2 separate regions of the Mus musculus genome follow, and region 2 is linked to region 1. A link is a loop called in an ENCODE intact Hi-C map of the cell type or tissue named here. Cell type or tissue: left cerebral cortex. All regions are shown on one strand.

What was found. Peaks named below come from ENCODE experiments on the same cell type or tissue, not always from the same donor. Only the 100,000 strongest peaks of a DNase experiment are listed, where the experiment ranks them.
Region 2: it touches region 1 in a loop (4-fold over the local background); 6 of 42 quality-filtered maps call a loop at or near these places.

The regions. Positions count from the first base shown.
Region 1 is chr11:6,650,948-6,658,947 of GRCm38, forward strand. It overlaps Ramp3 (receptor (calcitonin) activity modifying protein 3), which reads left to right and starts at 7,586. Exons shown (of 3, transcript NM_019511.3): 1 at 7,586-7,680. The coding sequence starts at 7,626. It also overlaps the pseudogene Gm11978. In left cerebral cortex, CTCF peaks have their summits at 2,212, 4,124 (motif pointing right) and 7,584; DNase peaks (open chromatin) are centred at 4,155 and 7,502; H3K4me3 peaks cover 873 bases.
Region 2 is chr11:7,195,592-7,203,591 of GRCm38, forward strand. It overlaps Igfbp1 (insulin-like growth factor binding protein 1), which reads left to right and starts at 2,196. Exons shown (of 4, transcript NM_008341.4): 1 at 2,196-2,740; 2 at 4,143-4,327; 3 at 5,178-5,306; 4 at 6,295-6,955. The coding sequence starts at 2,368. The coding sequence ends at 6,426. In left cerebral cortex, a CTCF peak has its summit at 4,612 (motif pointing right); DNase peaks (open chromatin) are centred at 3,397 and 4,624.

The sequences.
Region 1 (8,000 bases):
GACTAATTCAGGAGTACTATTTGAATTGAAGTGAATTTTAAATGTCAAAGACAAAGCAAAATTTAAAGACAGTGTGAAAGAGCAATGTAGAGTATCTCATTATGAATTTTGCATACTGATTACACATTGAAGGAATACTCACCAAAAAGAGAAAGAAAGGTAGTCTTTCAGGTGTAATGAATTAGGTGATGTTTGGTTAAAACTTGAAATTTCAGATTCAGGGTTGTAACTCAACGGTAGAGAGCTTGCTTGGTACTTCCTGGACCTTGCATTTGCTGCAGAACAAATTTAAAATTTTACCTGTGTTATTTTGCTTTCTCCCATTGGTTGCCAGATTTATGTACATGTGTGCTAACCCAGAAGTCCACATCATAGTCTTCCCTGAGGGATGCTGAGGGAGTCACCCGGGGCACCAACCTTTTTCAGGAGATGGAAAATCTGGGCCTGAAGGAACAGCTCCGTGCCTGCATTGTGCTGTTCAGGCCTGCTGCGTGACACTATTCCTGGGGAGATAAGAACAATTGTCTACTGATTCCAGAAAGACGGAAGGAAGGGTATTACCAAAGTCCATCTTGATGAAGCAGTGAGTTCTATCGTACTTACGTGAGCAGAAATGACCCAAAGGCAGCTGCATCAGCACCAGCATAGGGGACAATTTACAAGAAGTTGGAAACCCGGAGCACCCGCACAACCTGCAGGCAGCTCAAAAGCTTGGAGCGTGTCCTTTCCAGGTAGCCCAGTTGGTTTGGGCCTCTGCCCAGCAGCTCAGTTTATTTGAGAGTGTGTTTCAGATCTTTACTGCTTATATCTGCTTGGAGAGGGAGGGGTCTAGTCAGCTTCAAAGGCTTCCCGGAGCTACTGAGTTGTTCAACGTCTGAGCGTAGTGAGCTCCCTTGCAGGGTAGAATGTGTGTCATCTCCCCTTAAAACAATGGTTTTCAATCTTCTTAATGCTGCCACCCTTTGGTACAGTTCCTCATGTTGTGCTGACCCCTGACCATAAAGTTAGTTTTGTTACTACTTCACAACTATAATTTTGCTACTGTTGGTACTTTCAGGTTGCTGACATCAGATAAGTGAAGAATCTGTTGAGGACCACAGGTAGGCTCCAGATGCCAGCTCTGACTCTGCACAGGCACCTGGCAGGAACAGGTCAGTAAGCTAAAGGTCATATTGTGTAGAGAAGGGAAAGAGGCCATGGGAGGTGAAAGAAAGTGATTGCTAATTTAGTCCTAAGGCCAGTGAGGCTGTCTGCACACTTATTGTTAACATTTCTTCTAGACTCTGCCCACAGTTTTTATGATCTCTAGTTCTGCTGAATTTATCATTCTTTTGAATCCTTTAACAGGCAGTTTCCCCTTGGAGGCATCATGGCACTCCCTTGCCTTCTCCCGCTCCTTGTATCCCTGTACTGGTGTCTGTGTTTCAGCTAGGTCAGTTGTCCTTAAATCTTTTAACTCTGCCTCCCGAGTGATGGGATTAAAGACTCGTACACCACCACTTCTGGACCATCTTTACCAGTTTAGTAGTGTGTTTTATATAGTAAAAGTAAAAGGTATTGGAGATGTGTCCCAGCTGTTGGTAGGATATGCAGTGCGAACTTTGGTTCAGGTTGGAGGCCCAGTATAACACACACAGGGTTCCTCATAGTTCAGTGAGACTTGGCAATGTCTGAGAGCCACGTGAACACCTATCAGTTTTGAGGGCTATGTGGGTGAGTACACTGGTCTTCTGTAGCATAAAGACATGCCAGCCAGAAACCCTGTAGCTAAAGACCTCCATAAATAAAAACAATATGAAAATAAAAAATAAAAATAACACAGTGGAGAGCCCCAAGAATCCAGTAAATAATTTCTGAGCTTGAAGGCAGATCTTTTGATATAACACACAGGCACACACACATGCCCAGGACACAGGAAAAAAGGATAAAGAGCCTTTGAGCTAGGATACCCTCCTCCTCCTCCTCCTCCTCCTCCTCCTCTTCCTCCTCCTCCTCTTCTTCCTCCTCCTCCTCTCCTCCTTTTTCTTCCTGGAACTCACTCTGTAGACCAGGCTGGCCTCAAACCCAGAAACCCACCTGCCTCTGCCTCCCAAGTGCTGGGATTAAAGGTGTGTGCCACCACTGCCCGGCCCAGGTTTGTTTTTCAGGACCCTCTTGGTGGCTCACAACTTTCTGGAACTCATAGTTGCAAGGGGATCTGACATCCTCTTCTGGTGGGCACAGGTACTGCATGCATGTGGTACACTGTCATACATGTAGACAAATCAACCAGATACATAAGTTAGAAATGAAGAAACTGGGCTGGTGAGATGGCTCAGTGGGTAAGAGTACCCGACTGCTCTTCCGAAGGTCTGAAGTTCAAATCCCAGCAACCACATGGTGGCTCACAACCACCTGTAATGAGATCTGATGTCCTCTTCTGGTGTGTCTGAAGACAGCTACAGTGTACTTACATATAATAAATAAATAAATCTTAAAGAAAAAAAAAGAAATGAAGAAACCTACAACTAACATAAAGAGTGGTCTAGAAGGAGGAGGGACATGGCATAGAAAACCTATTCAGTGACCCAACTGCTGAAAACTATTTTTGGGGAATGAAAAGATACCAAGAAGCTTTAGGGGACCTGCAACAGATTCAATAAGAAAGATCCTCTTTGAGGCCTGTCATTGCTGAAAGCATGATGAGAAGAGACTCATCAAGCAGCAAGCTGAAGACTCATATGTGACAGAATCCTCACAAAGAGCAGACTGCTCAGCAGAAACCTTACAGGAAGGGAGTGGGGTGATGCATTCCTTCCATGCATGCATGCATGAATGCATCCATCCATCCATCTGTGTATCCATCTATGCATCCATGCATCCATTCATGCATCCATCCATCTGTGTATCCATGCATGCATGCATGTATGCATCCATCCATCCATCCATCCATCCATCCATCCATCCATCCATCCGTGTATCCATCTATGCATCCATCTATCTATCTATCTATCTATCTATCTATCTATCTATCTATCTATCTATCTATCTGTTGAAGAGTCTCATGAGGTAGCCTTAGATGGCCTGGGAGGGGGAGGGGGTGTGACACTAAGCAGAATAATGTTGCTCTCAAAGAACCAGAGACCAGACTAATGTTTCCTAGAGTGGCTGGGTAATGGGTGTGTGTGCACATGGATGGCAGAGATCTAGTTTGCTTCTCTGTGGCTGTGATAAACACCATGACTAACAGCCACACGGCCGGGAGCGGGGAGGGGAAGGAGAGGGAGGGCTTATTTCATTTTACAAGATTACAGTCCACCATCAAGAGAAGCCAAGGCAGAAGCTCAGGCAGGGGCATGAGGCAGAAACCACGGAGGAACACTGCTCAGTGCCTTGATTCTTATGTAACCGAGGCACACCTGTCCAGGGGTGGCGTCAGTCACAGTGTGCTGGGCTCTTCCACACCAATCAGCAAGACAATGCTCCACGGACAAGTCCACAGACCAGTCTGATGGAGGCAGCTCAGTCCCTCAGCCAAGAGTCCCTCTTCCCTGGCGTGTCCAGGTTCTGACATTTATGAAACTATGAGGGACAGGAAGGATAAGCTTTCTAATGCTCTACTACAATTTTAAGGGATGCTTATTTTATAGGCATGAGTATTTTGCCTGCATGTACATGCCTGGTGCTTGCAGAGGTCAAAAGAGGGTGTCGGATCCCCTGGAACTGCATCTGGTGGGTGCTGGGAACAAACCCACCTCCTCTGCAAGAGCAGCCAGAACTCTTAACCACTGAGCCATCTCTCCAGTCTCTTCAAAATGTTTTACAGCATAGAATTACTGTGATTGACAGTGATTTAAAATGAATATTTTAATGTAGTCAGTAGAGTGGGTTGTAAAGGTTCTCAACAGAAAGAAAGGCTGTCTGTCTGAGACAATAGGCCAGTTTCCCTGACTTGGTCATTATGCATTGTATTGAAGAGCCTCATTGGACCTTATAAATATGTATTATTACTATGTGTTAATTAAAATACATTTTAAAAAGAAGACAGAATTGGATAGTGAGTTGTAGGCTGGGTCAGAAACATTCCTTTATGTAATTCTCCCTTCTGCAAGTATGTTAAGTCTACCTCATCTACCACAGACTGAGTTACTTAAATGTTATTCCAGCAGGGGGCGCCAAATCATCAGGAATGCCTCTGAGGCAGTCTCGTTGGATGGGAGAAGAAACTAATCTCTGATGCTTCTTGAGTGTGTGTGTGTGTGTGTGTGTGTGTGTGTGTATGTGTGATAGGTCTGGTTAGTATATCTGTGTGTGATTTGTGTATGTGTCTCATATGTGTGTGGTTGTGTGTATCATGTGTAAATGTGTATGTGTATTGTATATGTGTGTACATATGTGCGTGCTGTATGTGCAACGTGCATATGTATGTGTGCACACGTGCTCGTGCACACATTGCATGCACATGTGCCTCTGTGTGCAGCTATGTGGCAGAAGTGTCCAGTTCAGGGAGAGGGCCAGGCAAGATACTGTGCATTTCTGTCAGGTGGAAATGGGGTGCTATCTGATCACAATGTCCTCTTAGAAGCCGATCGTGGAGGAGAACTCCTTAAACATTTAAGAGGAAGAGTAATTGGCTGGCCACAGTGCCTTGAATTGGGAAGTTGGTCTAAAGGCTGGTGAACGATGTCGGGGTAAGAGAACCCTAGAGCACAAGATGCAGGCTCAAGACGGCTCAGCCTGACGAGTCTGAGAATATAGATGCGTGCACACATGTGTGGGAGGAGTGGCCATTCCCGTTGTAGATGGAAAAACAGCAAAGATCAACAGCAACCTTGGCAACCTCACTGGTGGGCTGAGAGGTGTACGAGGGATGCAGTAGCTATTGTGGGGCCTCCTGACCCACGGTGGCTCCAGGAGTTCCAAGGCTCATCAATTAATATGCTCTTGTCCTCAGAGTGATGGCCCCAGCAGATGGCCAGCATTTCTGACATTTACAGAGCTCCAGCTCACGGACATTCTGACTTTAGGCACCAGCCGAGTGGTCTCGCTCCAGCCCCATGCTTCACTTCCTCAGGTCCTGTTCTGCCAGGACAACCCATCTTCATCTCTAGTGTGTTCATCACCTCACCTGCCGAAAACCCTAGGGCAGGGGAATTCGTCCTGCTCTAGTGTGTGGGGCAGGTTTGGTTGGCATTGCTCAAGCCCTATCCTCAACCATGTTCCTGTCGGGTCTGGACCATCAGGTAAGCTCTCTACCCTAGGGATGCCGTACACAGCTTGGGTTTTCCCCCAAGCCAGCCCTACCGAGTGCTGAGCAAGGAAATGAGTGCTCCATGTTATTAATCACTTACTGCCGCTGAGCCTGAGGGTCACAGCCATCAGAGACGGATGCCTGCTTCAGGCCAGGAGTCAGGATCTTGTGGAAGAGCAATGGGAGTCTGTGACAGCCATGAGTCCCTTGTCATGTCCTCAGAGGCTTCTCCACAGTGACTGCTATCTCCGAGAGGGAATTCTGTCTCTCAGCCCTGTATCCCTATGGTCACAGGATCTCTGTGGTGGACAGACTGTCAAAGGCAGCTTGGCTCTGACCAGCCCTGGCTCACACTGTCCTGCTTGACACCGCTGGGGTCCCAGGGGTCAGTCAGTCATTATGTAGAATAGAGAGCAGGATCTGGACAGGTCTGGAGAGAGGAGCCGTGACTCCGAGTGAAGGAGACAGTTCTGTACCATGCCACATGTGCAGCCTAGCCAGGGCCCGGGGGCCCGGGAGGGAGGGGGATGGGAAGAGCGGGCGGTCCCTACGTCAGGAAGGCTGAATGGTGGCTATGGCACTGACCTCCCTTTGGTACCGTCCTTCCTCATCTGCTTTGAAGGTGTGACATAGGCTGCGGCTCAGCAGGATTAGAGGCCCTTGGGGCATACCAGGGGCATGGGCAGCCCTGTGTAGCTGAGGTGTTGGGACTCACCTCTGTGGACTGAGTGAGCTTTCTCCACAGCAGAGCCAGTGAGCAGGTCCTGCATTCAGCTGCCCGAGTAGTGCCCACCCGAGGTGTGCGTTCGTCATTGCTGACGATAGTCAAGGTGGTACAGAGTCTGCCTTCCCGTTTCTGACTTCAGGTTGTGGGACAATCAGCCCTCTATAAGAGCAACCTGCTGGCTTATCCTTTTTGTCCTGATTAGCGCCCCCTCCCCTTAGCACAGGGGCAGGGATAATGGCCTAGATGTTGGCCCCTCTTGAAGGAGGATGACTGACCAAGTTAAATCAGTTTTACTTTTAATTAGACTCCTTTGTTATTGCTGTAGCAAGCCCAGGCTTCCTAGGTTCTCTTTGCTAACTGGTTTTTAAAAATGCTATTTTTTTTAATCTTTAAGATTTCTTTGGTTTATATGTATGGGTGTGCACAATTGCGTGCGGCACCCTCAGAGGCCAGAACGAACTGGATCCCATGGAGCTGGCGATACAGATGATCATGCGCTACCTCCAGTACCTGTGGGAACCAAACCCAGGTCCCCTGTAAGTGCCCTTAACCACTGTGACATCTCTTCAGCCCTAAAGTAGTTACAGGGTTTTGTTTGTTTATTTGCTTGTTTGTTTTTGTTTCTGGCTTCGACCAGAATTTTCTCAGTGAAAATTCACAGAAAGTTGTAGTGAGCCTTTCTAGGTCAGGAAAGGTGAGCTGAGCTCAGTGATGGGGCGTGGGAGACAGAAGTGCTTGTTTAGGTGGGGAAAGCCATCCTCCCAGGTCTGGGCCTTAGCTCTCAGACCAGCAAGTGCTTTCCTGGGGGACAATAAGCTTTGGAGGACAAAGAGGTCTGCTTTTCTCTTTCTGAGGAGTGGTCCCAACATTGGGAACAGGAAGCTGTCCTGGGCTTGAGGGACAGATGTAGTCTATGGTGGGAGAAACTGAGGCCTTTTCTTTTCTTTCTACCTGCTGATTCCAGAAGCCAGGTCCTTGGAGGCCCCGTCACTGACCCGCCTGCCCTCAGTTAGCTTCAGACTTAGCCATTTGTGTTTGCATGTGTGCACACCCAAGCTCCCCTCCCCAGTGCCTCAGTCTGGAAGAATGCCCCCCCCCCCCCCATCTGCTCAGCAACCCACTTCATGCCCTTCTCTGTCCCTTGGAGACAGGCAGGGCTCTCAGACTTGTCTCTGCTTAAATTTATGTGCCTGGCTTAGGGGGGTCCCACAGGACCTGCAAGGATGAACCCCGGGTTTCTCCGAGTTCAACCTCTTGTCTGTCTTCTGCCTGGCTCCCCTCTATCAACCTGTACTGCATAACTCCCTTCATTTCTCCAGCTTGCTTCCCAGTTTGACACTGAGGTTAATCCGGCTCATCCCCAGACCAAACCTGCAGTCTTCCGGTTAGAACCCCTTCTCCATTCCCGCCACGCTGGACTGGCTCTCCCACCCGACTGCACTTCCCCTTCCTCTGTTCCAGTCTATATCCCAACGCGACCCCCACCTCCTGTCCCCACCACCTGCCCCTCCAGAGAGAAGCTGAGAATTCTAGGCAACGGAGGGAGTCAGGGGCGGGGTGGGGGCGTGGCCTGGGTTGGGGCTCTCCGAGGTCCCGCCCTGGTCCCGCCCCAAGCCTCTTACCTCCGAATGTCGCTGTTGCTGCAAGCCGGCTGCATCTTAGTTGGCCATGAAGACCCCAGCACAGCGGCTGCACCTTCTTCCACTGTTGTTGCTGCTTTGTGGTAAGGAGACATTTGGGTCGGGGTACTCCATCTCCTCGGGTCCTTGGGACCCACGCGGACTCTCTCCTTCCCGCGTCCAGCCTAGGCTGCGCTCTTCCCCCCCCCCCCCCCCCCCCAGAGTTTGGAAAAGACACAGGCACGCTGACTCCAGCACATCCTGCAGGTTTTGTGGAGGGTCTTCATAACTCCTCCAACCTTAGAAGAGCTGAGGGAAAAGGCTTTGAGCTGCAAGGGCTGCACAGTTCCCTGTGGGGTAGAGATATTCTGGGGTCCAGGGAAGGGTCTTTGGTGAGGTAGTGAGTTTCTTTCCCATCCTGCCC
Region 2 (8,000 bases), 540 kb after region 1:
TCTCTCTTTTTTTTTTTTTTCAGGCCTGGAGAATCGAACGCAGGGCCTTGTGCATGTCAGGCAAGCACTCTGTCCCACACCTGTATCTGTAGCCCAGTGTGATTTTTCTTTTTACAAGCACACAGTGCAGATCCAGAAGGCTACAAAAAGGGCACAGGAAAAAAACAATCTGTCCTCAGGCCCCAGAATCACCCCTCCCCTGGTGGCCAGCCTGTCTGCTGTTGGTTTGTACTCTTCTCCAGGTATTCAGTATATTTACAATCACAGCTGCTTTTGCTCAGCAATCTCATATCCTCCCAATGTTCCTTAGTGCGGCAGTTTTCCTTAATTGAAGAACATCTTTTGTAAAGATTATAGGAAAGAAAGAACTGCTCTGTGTGGCTCACGATGAGCTGAGCTTTTCAGGGACTGCTCCAGGACTTCCTTATCCAGTGTCTGACTGTGGACATGTAGGCTGTGTAGGGACAGCTTTAGAGTGAGCTCTGTCTGTGTCATCATCTGTAGCCACAGGCTTTCACAGACTTCTGGCCTCTGAGCCTCAGGGTCCCTTTCTCTTAACACCCAGCTCCTTCAGCAGTGGCTGTAGGCAGAACAGTGGCAGTGCCAGAAGCAGAGTCAGTACAGGTCCCCTGTCTCTCTCTGGAGACAAGAAAGGTGCTTCTGTGGTCGGATGCGAATGGTCAGCCTGCGCCTGCTGCCTTTTGCTTTGTGATGAAGCTGAGTTCCTGAATTCTCTATCCATATGGGGACTCTTCCTCAGTCTTTATCTGGCATAACCTACCTTCCCACCCCATGAGTCCTCTCTCCTGGCAAGTGTGCTGCTCACTGTGGCCCACTGGCCTATGCCTCTGATTCCTTATCTGCTAGGCTTTTTCTGTACCTCGAATTAAAAAGCCAGCCAGTCACTATTAACATACCTGCTCAGTAGTGGGCACCTATGCTGGTTTCTTTGAATGAGAGGGCAGACATTGGTAGGCGATGCATCGGTGCACATGTGTTTAAAGTGCTTTAGTCAAGTCACCCAGGAAGCCATCCCCCAAGGCCAAGCTTCAGGGTGCAGTGATGAACTGCTGGGTCACAGGGATGTGAGAGTTTGTCCAGGGTGTTCCAGGGCAGTCTCTGTGACCTTGACCTAAAATCTCCTGCAACCTTTGCCTTCAATATCCTCCTCTAGAGCCTGGGGCTAAAATCTCCAAGGCTTTCTGAAATGCCATGGCTAAAGAAAGTGAGGGGCTGGATAAGCACGCAACACTGTGGTACAGTACAGTTTTCAGGGTTCTACCCCACCCCAAAGCAATACCAAAAAGGACAAGGTAAGAGGCTCCAAGCTGTTGCTAGAGGTTGGTCGCTCTGATCTAGCACCCAGGTCAGCAGATAGACACAAAGGTATGTGGGAGACAAAAATCTAGACCTGGGGACTTAGAAGATATTCACAGGCAAGGAGGGGGGGGGGTGGTCCATGATCAGTTTTCTCTGGGAAGTTTTGGTGAGATTCCAAGGTGAGTCCTATTTCAGATTGCCCTTAAACATTTCTGAAGTTTTCCTTGTGATATAAAAGAATGAAAAAATGATGCAGAAAAAGCTGTCAGACTTGATCGTTGATAAGCATCTCAATTACACTAGACCATTAGACTGTCAGAGACAGCTTGGGTATGGCGATATAGACCAAGTGCCCGGAGTCCTAGCACTTTCTCTCTTTGAAGGCACAACTGTTCTTTTGGAATTTATAGCCAGGAGCCAGGAGGTGAACTACGGATTTCTTCCTTTGATGGCTAGAGGCTTCCTGGGGAGGGAGAAACAACTGTGGGCATTGTCACGGAGAGCCCCACTCTTCCCTTCCCTTTGGGGCCTGAAGCCTTCTTGGTCTAATCTGTTCTTTCTTTAGTCGCTTAGGTTTTCTGTGAGCCTGGCCGGCTAGGTCTTTGATTTCCCCTGAACAAAAGCAAGTGCCCTCCCCCATCTGGCTAGCAGCTTGCTGACAGAGTTGGACTTTAGCTCCTGTCCCAGTCCATCACCACGGGACAAACATAGTAGAAAACCTGATCCCTTTACCCCCTTCCACCCACGGTTTGTGTAGAGCTCACAAGCAAAACAAACTTATTTTGAACACTGGGGTCCTAGCACGCTGCCCTGACAATCATTAACCTGTGCCGCACAGCCAGCCCTTCATAAGGCTCTGGGTACGACCAGCCAGCATGGTCCACTGCCCGCGGAGACACACACCCAGCGAGCATTGAACACTGCACACGGCCGTCTGCCCAGAGAGCTGTGACCACCATTGCCACTACTATCTACTCAGAAAGTCGTGACCACTGAGCAACTGCTGCCTGTCCAGAGTCTCATCCACAGCCTGCTGAACCAGTTGCGATGCCCGAGTTCCTAACTGTTGTTTCTTGGCCGTTCCTGATTCTCCTGTCCTTCCAGATTGGCGTGGCCGCTGGAGCCCCCCAGCCATGGCACTGTGCTCCCTGCACTGCTGAGAGGCTGGGGCTCTGTCCACCCGTGCCCGCTTCGTGCCCCGAGATTTCTCGGCCTGCAGGCTGTGGCTGCTGCCCGACATGTGCCTTGCCGATGGGTGCTGCCTGCGGTGTGGCCACTGCTCGCTGCGCCCAGGGACTCAGCTGCCGTGCGTTGCCAGGAGAGCCTCGTCCCCTGCATGCCCTCACCCGTGGTCAGGGAGCCTGTGTACCAGAACCTGCTGCACCCGCCACGAGCACCTTGTTCAGCTCCCAGCATGAAGGTACTGCAGTCCATCTCTGCCTCTAGATCTCTTGGCTGGGACATACGTGCTTCCTAGGCCAGCAGAGGCCTATCGGAAACTTATAGCAGATAGGGCAAAGGCACTCTTGGCCCACTAAGAGGTTTAAGCTGTTATAGTCAAATAAATCTCTCAGTGAGGTCCATCTGTGTGTGGTCTTGCCCAGGAAACATCCTAGAAGGGGTGGTCCAAGCACCCCATGTAGAGTGGAGAGTTGTGAAGAAAGTTTGCAGGTTAGGTAGTAATGATCCTACTCGGTCTTTCAGTGGAGGTGGAGGGAGCTATGGGGCTGCCAGGTGGGTGGGGTGCTGGCTCAAGCACCTCCGGCCTCCTCCTGTGGGTTCTGCCCTTGGCAGTTCCAATGGCTGGAGGGTCCAGGGAGGTTTAGAATGGGAGTCCTCCTGCTGCCCCCAGGAGGTTTGCAATGTCCTTTGTAGCATATATCCTGCCACGCCGTATGTGCTTCCCAGATGTTTACAGAACATAATGTGAAAATTGAGGCCCAGACCTTCACTTCCATTCATCGCTATAGACAAACAGTGTTTGATGTGTACGTTGCCTGCTAGGAGTCTGACAATCAGGCTCTTTCCTGAATTTAAGCACTGGTTTGTTTGTAGTAGGAAGCTTGGAAAATGCCTCTTCCTCTGCTCCAGCCCCTATCTCCCCATCTGGGCTGCATGCACGTCCTGTGTGGGTGTGGAGGAGCCACGTGGTTCCATATTCTGATGGGAAGCTGTACTGCAGGCATCTGAGCCTTTCAAGTGAATGAAGTTAGAGCTACCCCAATGGTCCTGAGTGGGGGGTGGGCCCTCTTCATTGATATCTGATGATGGCCTCCTCTTCGAGAGGCCACCCGAGAGGTGACTTAGTGTGCAGGAAAGCAGGGCTCCCAAAAAAGAGCAGGATGGTGGTCTAGGTGGGGAAGGCTACATTCTAGAACTTTCTTCTAACTAAACTATACCTGTCCTGGGGTCTTACTAGACTCTTTCTGTGGGGTGGAGAGGAGGGCTGAGGGGTCAAGGCTCACCACTGATGGGCTCAAGCCTTGGCCTTAGTCCTTGGCGTCTTCAGGTTATATCCTACCCCACTCTCTCTGCCACCCCAGAATATTGCCTCACCCCGGAATATACCATTTTCCCAGAAAAGAATAGTATTGCTATTTGGCCATACTTGTTCCCAAAGAGTCATCGGTGAAAAAAATTCTGATTTCCCCTGACCATTATCGATTGATCGGTCTTAAGGGCAAGAAGTGAGTTGGCAGAGGAGTGGCGCCTCCAGGGGATAATGCATACGTGGGGAGGAGTGGCGCCTCCAGGGGATAATGCATACGTGGGGAGGAGTGGCACCTCCAGGGGCTCATGCATATGTGGGGTTTGCTTTTCAGAGGCAAAGGCTGCTGTGGTCTCCGCGGATGAGCTTTCTGAGAGCCCAGAGATGACAGAGGAGCAGCTGCTGGACAGCTTCCACCTGATGGCCCCATCCCGCGAGGATCAGCCCATCCTGTGGAACGCCATCAGCACCTATAGCAGCATGCGGGCCCGGGAGATCGCCGACCTCAAGAAATGGAAGGTGAGACCCTGCACTCAGACCTTCAGGTATATCCATCGAAGTGAAGAGTTTAGTCTAGACAATTCCTAAAGGGCACCAAACATGAGGCTGGGCACAGGAGTATAACTACTCCCATCCCTGATGTATCTTTGCCTCCTTAAAAATACAGCATAAAATAGGCCATTTTTAGTCTAGGTTTCTTTGTCACTGAGTATGTTCAATAATTGTTACCACCATCAGGCTCCACGATTTTGCCAGCCTTCAACTATGCAGCAAGAACTTCTTTAGTTTACTGGCTAGTTTTCAATTTGACCACTTGGGGGCGACAGAGAACCAAAGGTGGAGAGAAAGTACCGAAGAGGCATTGAAGAAGTACCAATCCGCCCAATGAAGTGGAAGAATAAACATTGTTAGGGGCACTTTAGAATTTCATCTGGAAATTATCCAAAGGAATGCCTTGCTCCATAATCAACATGACATATGTCAAATGCAAGGATGGCTGTTTGAAAAGCTAGGTATTTCTGATTCTAAATTCCATATAGAGAGACTGAGTCTTTTCTCCCAGAGTTCAGGTGCTCAAGTTATTCAGCAAATAGCCAGGGTCGGGAAGCATTTTACACCATCAGTCCAGCTCTTGCCACCGAGGAAGGACGAGAGTGTCTTCGTCCTTTATCCACATAGCCTGAGCCTGAGACCAACCTGTCCTGCACGCAGATGGAAAATAAGGCCCGGATAGGGCATATTCTTTGACTCACAGTCCTAGAATACCGTGCCTCGGTGGTGGGGGCTGCTCCTGCTCTGTCTCAGTCATTGTCTAAAATGATAAGTTTCTGTCTCTTGTACTCAAGCTAATATAAAATTATCCTTTTAGGAGCCCTGCCAACGAGAACTCTATAAAGTGCTAGAGAGATTAGCTGCAGCCCAACAGAAAGCAGGAGATGAAATCTACAAATTTTATCTGCCAAACTGCAACAAGAATGGATTTTATCACAGCAAACAGGTAGGTGGCTTTGCTACCGTGTGCTCTCACGGGCTAGCTCTGCTCATCCAGATTCTTGTAAAACTTCATGAATTTTTAAAAGTCAAATGATTCATAGGCCCTAATACATATCACGGGTAGCTTTCTGAGATCCAGCCCTGCAGCAGTTGGGAAAAGCTAGTCCTAAGAAAGAGGCAGTGTGATGGACAAGGAGCACTTCAGCCTATAGGGAGGACTAAGCATTAGTGTGATGGACAAGGAGCACTTCAGTCAGTAGGGAGGACTAAGCATTAGTGTGATGGACAAGGAGCACTTCAGTCAGTAGGGAGGACTAAGCATTAGTGTGATGGACAAGGAGCACTTCAGTCAGTAGGGAGGACTAAGCATTAGTGTGATGACCAAGGAGCACTTCAGCCAGTAGGGAGGAGTAGGCATCGGTGCCTTCACTCAGATCAGCAGAGATGTGTGTTCCATACACTGACATTCATATTTCAGTTTCTTGCTACTAGGGGAAAGGACCTACAGTCAGTGTAGGTCACAGATGTCTTGCTTTTTCTCTTCCCACAAATAAAAACAAACTCGGTAGGAAAATACACTATTGTGCTTTGTGCTATGTCTAGTAATAAATGAGATCGAAGAAGTCAAGGCTTAAATGAAACTTTAGGACTTGGCGAAGTGCGAGTTCTGGGATCTCATTGAGGAAAAACTGGGGGCCAGGCCTAGCTATGTGATAGAGGTGGTCATTCAATGGGACCTATTGCTGGGCTCTTTTGCCAGCAGGGCCATGAAGCAGATTATTGTCAAAACACTATACCACTAAGTAGATAATGAGGTCATCATCACACGTGCCATATTGCCAGTGACTCCATTTTGTTATGACAGCCAGAAGGGCATTGGCAGTGCTGAGTGTTAGCCAGTGGGTATCTGTGCAGTGCTTGGCCTCACTCGGGGACAGGGTGGCCAGAGCTCTCATCTCTTGCTGCTCTTGACCTCAGTCCTGTCTTTTCAGTGTGAGACATCCCTGGATGGAGAAGCTGGACTCTGCTGGTGTGTCTACCCATGGAGTGGAAAGAAAATCCCTGGGTCTCTGGAGACTAGAGGGGACCCCAACTGCCACCAGTATTTTAATGTACATAACTGAAAGGAGTTCTTTTCTTTTTCCGTGTTCACACAAAATATTTAAGTATATAGTATATTTATACTCTGGAGCACACCATTTTATATATGTGTATATGTATATATCCAGGAACTAGTTTTTATACTCCACATACTGCTTGATACATGAAGCTGGTTTGTATTTATTCACTGTAAGTTTATTTTTTTCTACACAGTTCTTGTGCTATATTAATTTATATAACATGAAGCTCTTCTCATCTCTGTACATGTAAATACTATATCTCAGCTCTTGCAAAGTTCTGCTTTGAAAGGGCAGAGTGATGCTGCTTAGAACAAGGCAGTCTGAGGCCGGAAGCTTTCAGTGGGTTAGGGGAGGGAGGTTGGCCCACACTCGGAGATTTCCTCATCGTCTCACACAGATCTGTGTCTGATGCACATTTGCTGGGAAAGTTCCGATGCTGATTGTGTAACCAAAGCTGAACGTGGAAAGCTGCGTCCCATACATTGTTAAATACACATCTGGAATAAATATTCTATCTGGAAATACTATGGAATTCCAGCTTTATCTTTGTTCCCTCTGTCCGTTTGTCTTCCCCATCACCTGACTTCTGGTCTGTGCTTTGGGGAAAGATGGTGCTTGTTTGCTTACAGAAGATCTTGTCTGACACTCTGTGATTCCATAGCCCCATTCCCAAGCAGTATTAGGCCTCTGCCTGGGCCAGACTAGAGATCCCCACCACCTTGGCCCATCTCCCTTGCTTCCCAGGACCCCCAGCCTCTCCTTTCCTTACCACTCCTCAGCTCCAGCTGATGTCCGCGTGTATTCCGGGGAGCAGTCACTGGGTTGTTTGCTTTTGAGACAGGGTCTGACTCTGTAGCCCAGGCTGATGTAGAAGTCACAGCAAGTCCCCTGCTTCAGGCCCCCAGGTGCCCAGGCTGGCCTGTCTACCATGTCTAGCTGATGACTGCTTTTGTTCTCTAGCTTTCTCCCTGCTCAGAGTCACCATCCACCATCCACCTTTGCCCCAGCTGGTTAGCAGCACACTCTTCTCCTCTCTGGTTTCCAGACCAGAGCCCTGGCCACCGCTGGCTTCTCCTCTCCCCACATTGCCTGTTTCTCAAAACTGACCCTGGAGGCTTTTCTTGCCTGATGCTTGAGTCCCCACCTTGCTGACGTTCCTGGCCTCTTACCCCCTTTCTTTCCATAGCATTTGGTCCATCCCTGAGTATCCCACTCGGGCTGCCTGCTGCCCTTCCTACTGATGTCTGACAGGGAGGCTGAAGCCTCTCCTCCGTGTGGGCTACTTCTCCAGATGCCATAGATACTTCTGTGCTCTGTACAGACCATCCTGGTCAGTGCTATACCTGCTGCCTGGCACTTCTATGGAGCATCTAACTCCTTGTCTAAACCCCAGTCTATGGCTGCTCTCCTCTGTAGAACTCAGTGATCACATGACAAAGCTAACGGTCTGGGCCCTAGAAACCTCAAACGCAAGGGTTTCTGGTGACTTCCGTCAAGCAGAATTTGGGGTAGGAATAGAGCAAGGTCCTCAGGACCAAGTTCGGGAGAAGCTGTGCACCCTCACAGATACAGTCAGA